Linked DNA regions of Homo sapiens: region 1 is linked to region 2. A link is a loop called in an ENCODE intact Hi-C map of the cell type or tissue named here. Cell type or tissue: IMR-90. All regions are shown on one strand. Links, peaks and the distances in the headings refer to the core of each region. The heading gives the core; the rest is flanking DNA. Region 1 overlaps NALF1 (NALCN channel auxiliary factor 1). Region 2 overlaps NALF1 (NALCN channel auxiliary factor 1).

Evidence for each region. Hi-C counts contacts between places; a loop is a spot of excess contacts. Peaks named below come from ENCODE experiments on the same cell type or tissue, not always from the same donor. Only the 100,000 strongest peaks of a DNase experiment are listed, where the experiment ranks them.
Region 1: a loop joins it to region 2, with 4 times the contacts of the local background. A loop is called at or near these places in 1 of 110 quality-filtered maps.

The regions. Positions count from the first base shown.
Region 1 is chr13:107,367,643-107,372,047 of GRCh38, forward strand. The region is part of intron 1 of NALF1 (NALCN channel auxiliary factor 1); the gene reads right to left. Among named protein-coding and RNA genes, the nearest start is that of SNORD31B, 49 kb to the left of the region's middle. In IMR-90, for the core only: no CTCF peak of the experiment used is centred there; a DNase peak (open chromatin) is centred at 2,629; H3K4me3 peaks cover 168 bases; H3K27ac peaks cover 1,232 bases.
Region 2 is chr13:107,256,678-107,261,082 of GRCh38, forward strand. All of the region lies in intron 1 of NALF1 (NALCN channel auxiliary factor 1), which reads right to left. Among named protein-coding and RNA genes, the nearest start is that of SNORD31B, 62 kb to the right of the region's middle. RefSeq lists an enhancer at 2,085-3,284. In IMR-90, for the core only: no CTCF peak of the experiment used is centred there; a DNase peak (open chromatin) is centred at 2,224; H3K27ac peaks cover 1,193 bases.

The DNA.
Region 1 (4,405 bases), core at 223-4,222, 110 kb after region 2:
CCCTGACACTTGCTGGAAGGGCTACACGGGCAGAAGCGTACTGATGCCCCTTGTGCAAAATAATACAACATTTCATTTGACATCATGGCTACCTTGAGAGGCAAAGAGGGTAAAGATCATTATCCGTTGACCATCTACTAGGCAAACATTCAGACAGACTAAAAATTGCTCAAATCAGGATGGAGTCTAGGGAACTCATGCAGACTAGTTTACTGTACTAAAAAGAAACATGCATTTAGGTAAAGCACTCTTCTTGTAAAAGGGACATCTTTCTGAAGATGCTATCTTTGATTTCAGTGCAAACATACTGAGCATTGTGGTTCTTTATGATAATAAAAGGTGGATGGTGGGAATACTTTCATGTGAATAATTTGAGCGTTTTAATCCTATGTATATAAAATATGTGGTTCTGTGTACTTATTTTTAGGTACATTCCTAAACAGTCATAATTTGGCTCTTTATACCTCATTATAATTCTTAGAAAAATTCATGAGTCTTTGCATCTAGGAAACAAAGGGTTATTGCCCCATACTAAAAGTTATAACACCAATATGGCAGTATGACTCTAAACTGAAGTCCATAGAAAGCTCTCCACTATGTGGCATATAATGCCCTTTGTATTAGTTTTCTTGTCTGCTGTAATTAGCACAAACTTGCAAAGATAAATCACATAAATACTTTTTTTTTTTTTTGAGATGGAGTCTCACTCTGTTGCCCAGGCTGGAGTGCAATGGCCCAATCTCGGCTCACTAAAACCTCCTGCCTCAGCCTCCTGCGTAGCTGGGATTACAGATGTGCACCACCACACCTGGCTAATTTTCTTACAGCTCTGGAAAAAGCTCAAAGTACCATCAGCAGGGCCACGCTTGCTCCAGAGACTCTGGGGGCAATTCCACTCTTCGTCTCTTCTGGCGTCCGGTGGTTGCAGGCACTTCTTGGCATGCCTCGGCTTGCAGCCACTTCACTGTAATCTCTGCCTGTCTTCACAAGGCCCTCCTCTCTGTGTCTTCTCTTCCACCTGTGTCTCTTATAAGGACATTTGTGATTACATTTAGGGCCCACCCTGACCATCCAGAATAATCTACTCATGTCAAAATCCTTAACTTCATCACATCTCCAAAGACCCCTTTTCCAAATAGGCAACGCTAACAGGTTCTTGGAATTGGCCTGTGGACATATCTTTTGGGGGCCACTATTCACGCCTCTGTTCCCTTTATGATATGGATCTCCGTGTACATTTTAACTTCACCTCCTACAATGCCCATCCCCTCAGTGCATCATACTCTACCTATTAACTCACCATTATCAAATAGGTCAGGTTGTCACTTTCGTGCATTTGCACATTCTATTCCCTTTACACGAAATGCAGTTCCCTGCCTGCCTAACTTGCAAGCTTCTGCTCATTGTGTGTCAAAAATTCCCAATTATTGCCTCCATGTCCCTTTCTCCCAAGAAAGTAGAGCACTTTTCTTCGGAATTTCCATAGCCCCTTATGTACTACTCTATCAGAGTATGTATCAGATGAACTCCAGTAGGCATCACACATGTCCTCATCTGAGTGTGGTTCCCCTCCCACAGAAGCTCATGATCCATCTCTATATTTATGTTTCAATATATGAAGTATAATAGTTTTTAGTATGTGCACTATAAAAAAATCTCAGTATCTTTCCTTATTACAAGGAAATTTAGGTGATTTAAATACACATAAATGAAAAAATAGAATTGCCTATGTCAAGTGGTAAAAACAGGACACATTTAACTGGTGTATATCTTTCCAGTATTTATATATTTTTCATTATGTATACATCTGTGTATATATAAAAGTCACTAAAATCAAAATAATCTGTACATTCTTTGTTCTCCTGAAACCTAGTATATACTTAATAATAAGTTTAATAGATTAATGAAATAATAAATTAAAGATTTAAAACCTACCACCTAAACAGAGCTAACATGATCACAGAATAAATGATGTTATTACTTTGGCATAAATATGGGTCTCTGCTTGGATTTCTAAGCAATTATTCCTAAGATTCTATCAAAAAGGGCTTTATTACTATCCAAATGTTATACAGTTTTTAAGAAGAGAAATGGAAGAATCCCTTTGGACAGTGATATTATGAAAATAATTTATTCTTGAAATCATATAATATAATGATAGTTGGTAAGTTTTCTTCACATTCTTAACTTCAGTGTCTTTCCAAAGATGGCTTTGAGGCCAATGTAAGATGATAGTAATTGGGGCTTTGTTGTAAATGTCTAATTCGTTCATTTCCTAATCCAAAGGAGAAATAGAAAATATAAGAGCTATAATGAATTTTTATTTCTTATGAATTCAAATTAACACAGATCACCCTGCAGGAGAAAAACTCGTCATGGAAAGCTTGCAGTTAGAATGCCATTCTTCCGAATCATGCACATGTTACTTTGGGAAAGCTAAATGCCTATTAACCTGAGGCACAGAAAGTGCAAATTTGTAAACTTGGTTTGAGGAAAAAAAAATACCTCTACTTTCATATTCTGCATTCCAAATTGCAGTTTGGGGGACGTTAGCTTTCCTGCAAACACTTGTCTGGAAGGAATCAGAGGGCTTCCTATCCGGTGAACAGCACATGCAGTGGATGAATCAGCACTAGCTGTGAGGCATACATCCTTCCCGCCCCAAAACAGGCTGCTTTCTTCACTTGGAAAGATACTCAAGTTTCTGGAGTTTGCTTGGAGAGTACAAACAGGCTCTTGCAAAGTTCTATCACCCTGTGTTCTAAAACTGAGGAATCTCAAAACTTACAAAGCCTAAATCAGTAGACCCTGGACCACTCCAGAGCCAAAATCTGTCCTGGGTGGTCACAGTGAACTGAAATCAACATAGCCTTCAGTTAATGAGGCTTAAACTCTTCTGCAGATAGATCCAAAAGTAACTTATTAGTTTTAAAATTCTTAATTTATCATCCATTAAATGACTTACATCCTCCCACCACGCCATGCTGAGCTGCTTCTTTAAAAAGAGTCAGAGGGTATACTGGAAAGCAAAACAGTTGTATTAGTCCGTTCTCATGCTGCGAACAAAAACATAACTGAGACTGGATATTTTATTTTATAAAAAAAGGTTTCACTGACTCACAGTTCAGCATGGCTGGGGAGGCCTAAGGAAACTTATAATCATGGCGAAAGGGGATGCAAACACGTCCTTCTTCACATGGCAGCAGCAATGAGAAGTGCAGAGTGAAGTGGTGGGGGAAGCCCCTTATAAAATGATCAGATCTCCTGAGAACTTGCTCATTCTCAAGAGGACATCATAGAGGTAACTGCTCCCATGGTTTAATTACCTTCCACCGCATCCCTCCCACAATGCATGAGGATTATGGGAACTACAATTCAAGATGAGATTTGGGTGGGGACACCGCCAAACCATATCAATAGTAAACTTGGAATTCAGAGATACACATTTCAGTCCTATTATCTGGGCCAGAATTTCAACCGTGAACCTAGGAGAAAGTTCTGAAATAAGAGTTTTGAGATATTGGCCAGGCACAGTGGCTCATGCTTATAATCCCAGCACTTTGGAAAGCCAAGGAGAGAGAATCGCTTGAGCACAAGAGTTTGGGACCAATACAGACAACACAGGGAAACCCTGTCTCTACAAAAAATTGAAAAATTAGCCAGGCATGATGGTGCATGCCTGTAGTCCCAGCTACTCGGGAGACGGAGGTAGAAGGATCGCTTGAGCCCAGGAAGTGGAGGCTGCAGTGACTGTGACTGCAACACTGCACTTCAGCCTATGTAAGAGAGTGAGACCCTGTCTAAAAAATAAAAATAAAATAAATAAATAAATAAATAGTTTCAAGATATCATCACAGTGAAAACCCCAAATATAAAACAGCAAAGGTGGTACTTCATTAGACTAAACTTTTTCTTAAGAGTCTCCTTAAACCTTTTGTTATGATAAAGTCAACTAACCACAACAAAGAGACTCTTTCAACAAAGATGTCTTTTTTAAAATTAGTCAATTAGTAGTTATCATTGAGGTTGCTATTTTACACAGGTCTTAGCATCTAACTTATTTTCTGGTGGTTGTACAGACCTTGAGAAGTCGAGATCAAAAAGATTAGTAATTAACCTCCCAAAATCAGCTATTCTTTATTCAGGTAGAAATGGCAAAAGTTAAACTTGCAGCATCAGTCAAGGGAAAAGTCATAACTGATGTGTTAACATTTTATTACAGTTTTAGAAATGTCTAAACATATCTTTTGAAATAAAAATTTAATCAAGCTTTTCCAGACTTCCCCATCCCAGAATCGTATATACATTGACAATAAGAGAGTAAGAAGGCTGCTCAGATCTCTCCCACCCCGAAGAGGCCGTGATTCTGTGTATTTATTCTTTGAGCTGAATAGGGCACTGTTTT
Region 2 (4,405 bases), core at 303-4,302:
AAAAGTTGGGACTACCCTTGTTTGTCAGTTGCAACTATCCTTGTTTGTCAGTTGCAACTACGGTTTGACTACAGATATAGGAGTTTGCAAGAATCAGCAAAAGCATCCATGAAAATCAATGGACAATATGGAATTAACCATAAAGATTATTGTATATTTCTATTTTTGTAAAGTGCATGCTACACATCCTTCATATCAGTAAAATGTATACTAAGCTTAGGGATGCATCTAAGTCTGTTGTTGTATTAGTCTGTTTTCACACTGTTATAAAGAACTTCCCTGAGACTAGGGAATTTATCAAGAAAAGAGGTTTAATTGACTCACCATTCCACATGGCTGGGGAGGCCTCAGGAAACTTAAAATTACGGCGGAAGGGGAGGCAGGCACCTTCTTCACAAGGCCACAAGAGAGACAGAGAGACAGAAGGGGGAAGAACCCCTTACAAAACCATCAGATTTCATGAGAACTTACTCCCTGTCACAAGAATGGCATGGGGAAACCACCTCCATGAGCCAGTCACCTCCCTCCCTTGACATGTGGGGATTACAATTCGAGATGAGATTTGGGTGGGGACACAGAGCCGAACCATGTTAGTTGTTAACCATTTATGTATTCATACCACAGGATTTGGTAGGAATAAGACCGTTGTGACTACTGTGATCTCTCCTCCCATGGGGCATAAAGTCATTTAACTAATAATAGGGAATTTAGAATACTTGATCCATCTAACATATTCTTAATATTTGGAGAAAATATGAGTGTGTAAAAGAGCTATCCTGAGCACTAATGAGGCTTCAAAATTGTTTCTTCTGCTTTTTTTTTTTTTCTGCTTTGAATTTGATATCATCTAGGCTCTAGAAGAAACTCTGGGATAGTTTTAAGGGCCCTCAGAGAATCATTGAAATGGGTATCTCTCCTTGATCTTGAGAAACTGTGGTAGGGAACTCTCCTATCTGTGAAGAGGTCAGCGACCCATTTCCCATCACTGGAGGCCCTGAGGTGGCCAGGCATGTGCAGGTGTTTCTGCAGAGCAAACCATTGCCTGTGAGTCATGTGACCACAGAAAGGCTGGCTTTGGAGGACTGTAGGGACTGTGATGGTGGTGGGAGGTAGGGGATGGGGGGTGGTGATGCAGCACTTTGGAGAGCTTCAGAGCTTTCCTGTGGCCTCTGCAAGTCTTTCTCCTACCAGGAGTAGAATAAGAGGGAGAATTCAGCTCTCAGCAACTCATGCTTCGCTAGAAGTATTTAGCAAGTTGCAGAGCTCCTTTACATAGTGAAATAGGCTTCTGTTGCAATTAATAAATAGTGAAAGGTCACATTTTATATAAACAGTAAACAAATATATAAGTGAGTCCAGTCCAGTTCATATTGAATGGGAGTAGCTTTGGGAGAAGATAATTTGCTTCACATAGAATATACTTTTGGGAAACAATGTACCCTCTCATTTGGTAATGGCAAAAGACCGCAAAGCAAATTTTGTTCTGACCTTATTGGTCATCTCCATACATCTCCATGTATCTGATTATAGGTAAAATCAATAGAAATTAGATGATATTTTAATAACTTCTAATGACATAAATGTGGGCATTATTTTTATATTTTATTGTTAATTTTAGATTGCTAAATCTGTATTTCAAGCAAAATGAACATCGTTTTGTTTTTACAATGAAGGATCTAACTCATATTGCCTCCACGACACATTTGAAATCTAAGATAAAACACAACGTTTACATTGCCATATCCCGTTCCTGCAGCTAGAGAGAGGTAATGGCCTCTGAGTCAAAAGTTCATAATTAGTTGGTAAGATTGGTCAAATCTACAATCACAAAATTTAATTAGGCTAAGCAAAAAGTCCCTTCCCCAGCCCACAACCTAACTGTGTAAATACATGAAATGTTATGTATTTACCCACAGCTAACTAGATAAGCTTGATATAATCCATCACGGTGATGCAGAAGCCAATATGCTGCAGTGATCTTGGCACTAACGACATTGCACGAAGAGTACTGAGCTCCTTTCTTATCCTATATTGACAAAATAAAAAAGCTTCCAAAAGCAGGAAGACTAGAATGATGAGTGGCCTACAAAAGGAAACATGTTTATGAAAGGCTTAAGGAATTGAGGATGTTTAGATGAAACATGTTTATGAAAGGCTTAAGGAATTGAGGATGTTTAGATGGCACAGACACAGAAAGAACTCTAAGCTGCCTTTCAATACTTGAAGTATGCTCATGATGAAACAGGATGTGTGGCTCCCTATGACAGGCGTGAGCCACTGCGCCCTGCCCAGGTATTTCTTTATAGCAATGGGAGAACAGACTCATATACCATGTATATGACTCATTGATTGTCACATGTTTAAGGAAATCTTTCCTTCATTACATTTCCACGATTACATCTCCCCTGAACTTCTATAACCCCAGGATTTCCTTTCTGCATCAGGGGAAAGTGTGCCCTATGCTTCTGAGCTGCTCCTGGCCACGTGTGCCTTTTCCCCTTTTCCTCCATAAGCTGATAAACTTTTTGATGTAAAGTCTTTTTCTTTATTCATCTTTGCCAAGCAGAGTGTCTTACAAGTAACGGATCTTCAATAACTATTTTCTATAACTTTACCTGGTAATCAGGAGTCCCAGGGATCTATCACTGAAGAACTGAATTCATTGAATTTCTGCGCTGGATCCTCTGGCTTTTGTAGGTCAGAGATCAGGAAAAACCGCAAATGCTGTGTACAATGTCCTCAAGATCTGTCACTGAGCCTCTGGGGTCTTGCAGATTTGTCTGTCCCCTGAGCCTGCTATCATGCCCACAGGACATTGAGAGGCATGAGGACATTGCTGGAGTGAGTGAGTGAATGCATGAGTTTCTTTTGTCTGACATTAGTCTAGGCCTAGACTTGTCATAGAAAAGGGAATGAACAAATCAGTAGAAGAGTCAAAAATGACAAGTCAATTCACAATAGTTACTACCAGAAGTAAAATTAGTTGCAGTTACCTGCTTTCAAATGGTTTCCAATGTTTTTATTAAGGTAGAGGAGGCATATATAGTTATCTGAACTTAATAACCAACTGACTAGTTTCTCACTTAGCACCTATGAGTAGTAGATAGTCCATGCAGACAGTACAGCAGCTACTTGAAAGCGAACAATACTCCTCATCTTCAAGAGGTTTGAAAGTATCATTTACATACCAAATCACATATTTAACAATGAAATCCACAGCTCTACACTCCATGAGAGCAAGCACTATGTCTATTTCACTCTCTGCTTTACTGTCATTACTTGGTACTTGATAGCAACTCAATAAAGATTTTCTTCATGAATAAATTAGTGGTATTTGAAGAGAGGCATAGCTCTGAAACATGGAAGAGACATGGAAAGTTTAATCAAGAATATAGAACTGAATCTGGGTCTTTGTACTGCATCATATACATAAGCTAAGATAGGAGTAGAAGTTAAAATGAAGTCGGGTTGTCATGTTCATGACTAAACCTATATCTAAGCATCCCACAGACTCCAGTTAAATTAGGGATAATTAGTTAAGATACTCGGGATGAAGTCATCGTTAACATTGTTGCATATAGCCAATAACTAGTTCTGTGAAACTGTCTGCTGTGAATGGTTGCAAATGCACTCCAGAAGACTGAGGTTTAAAACGGTTGTCTTCTTTTGATGAGCTGCCATCATTTGTAACACAGACCCTGCATGTTGGAAATACAGTACTGTCACATTTTGAAAGTCAGGTAAGATTATTTGATATGGGCAATGTTCTGTTAAAACATGAACTTTTTCAACTTCAGTGCAACTCGCTAGCAGAGTTTTGATTTTCAGAGCACTCATGAATTTGTGTTATAATAAAATCCCCCACTCTGATTTTCCAGCTCTGTTTCTTCCATTCCTTAATTTAACATGGAAGCAGTGATGCTTTGTAAACAGACTGATGTATTGGCTTATTTAGGATAACTTAGCAGGTCATGAAAATGTTCCTTCTCTCCTCATTGTCCTTACATTTTAAAAATCCTGATTCTGAAGTCAGATGACCTGGACAACCATGATTTTCTGAAATTACACATGCTAGCTATCTGTGGCTGACAGCAGTGTGTGGCTAGCTCTGTTTTCTCCTTTCTTCCAGGGTTCTAATTTAACCACATTACCCAGGGTTAAGGAGTTAAGGAGTTCTATAAGCCTGGGTTCTAGCCGATGGAATGCAAATGACGTTAACATGCTTCTCTTCCAAGTCTGGGCTGTAAAATTTTCCCATGCACGATCCTCTCTTCTTTTCTTTTCTGTCACATTTCGAAGATGGTTATCTCCACGGGCTTATTGGAGCCTGGGTTCCTGAATCACTTCTTAGGAGAAGGTCACCTGCCCTGCATTGAATGGAAGAGTTTATTGTGCGAAGCCACTA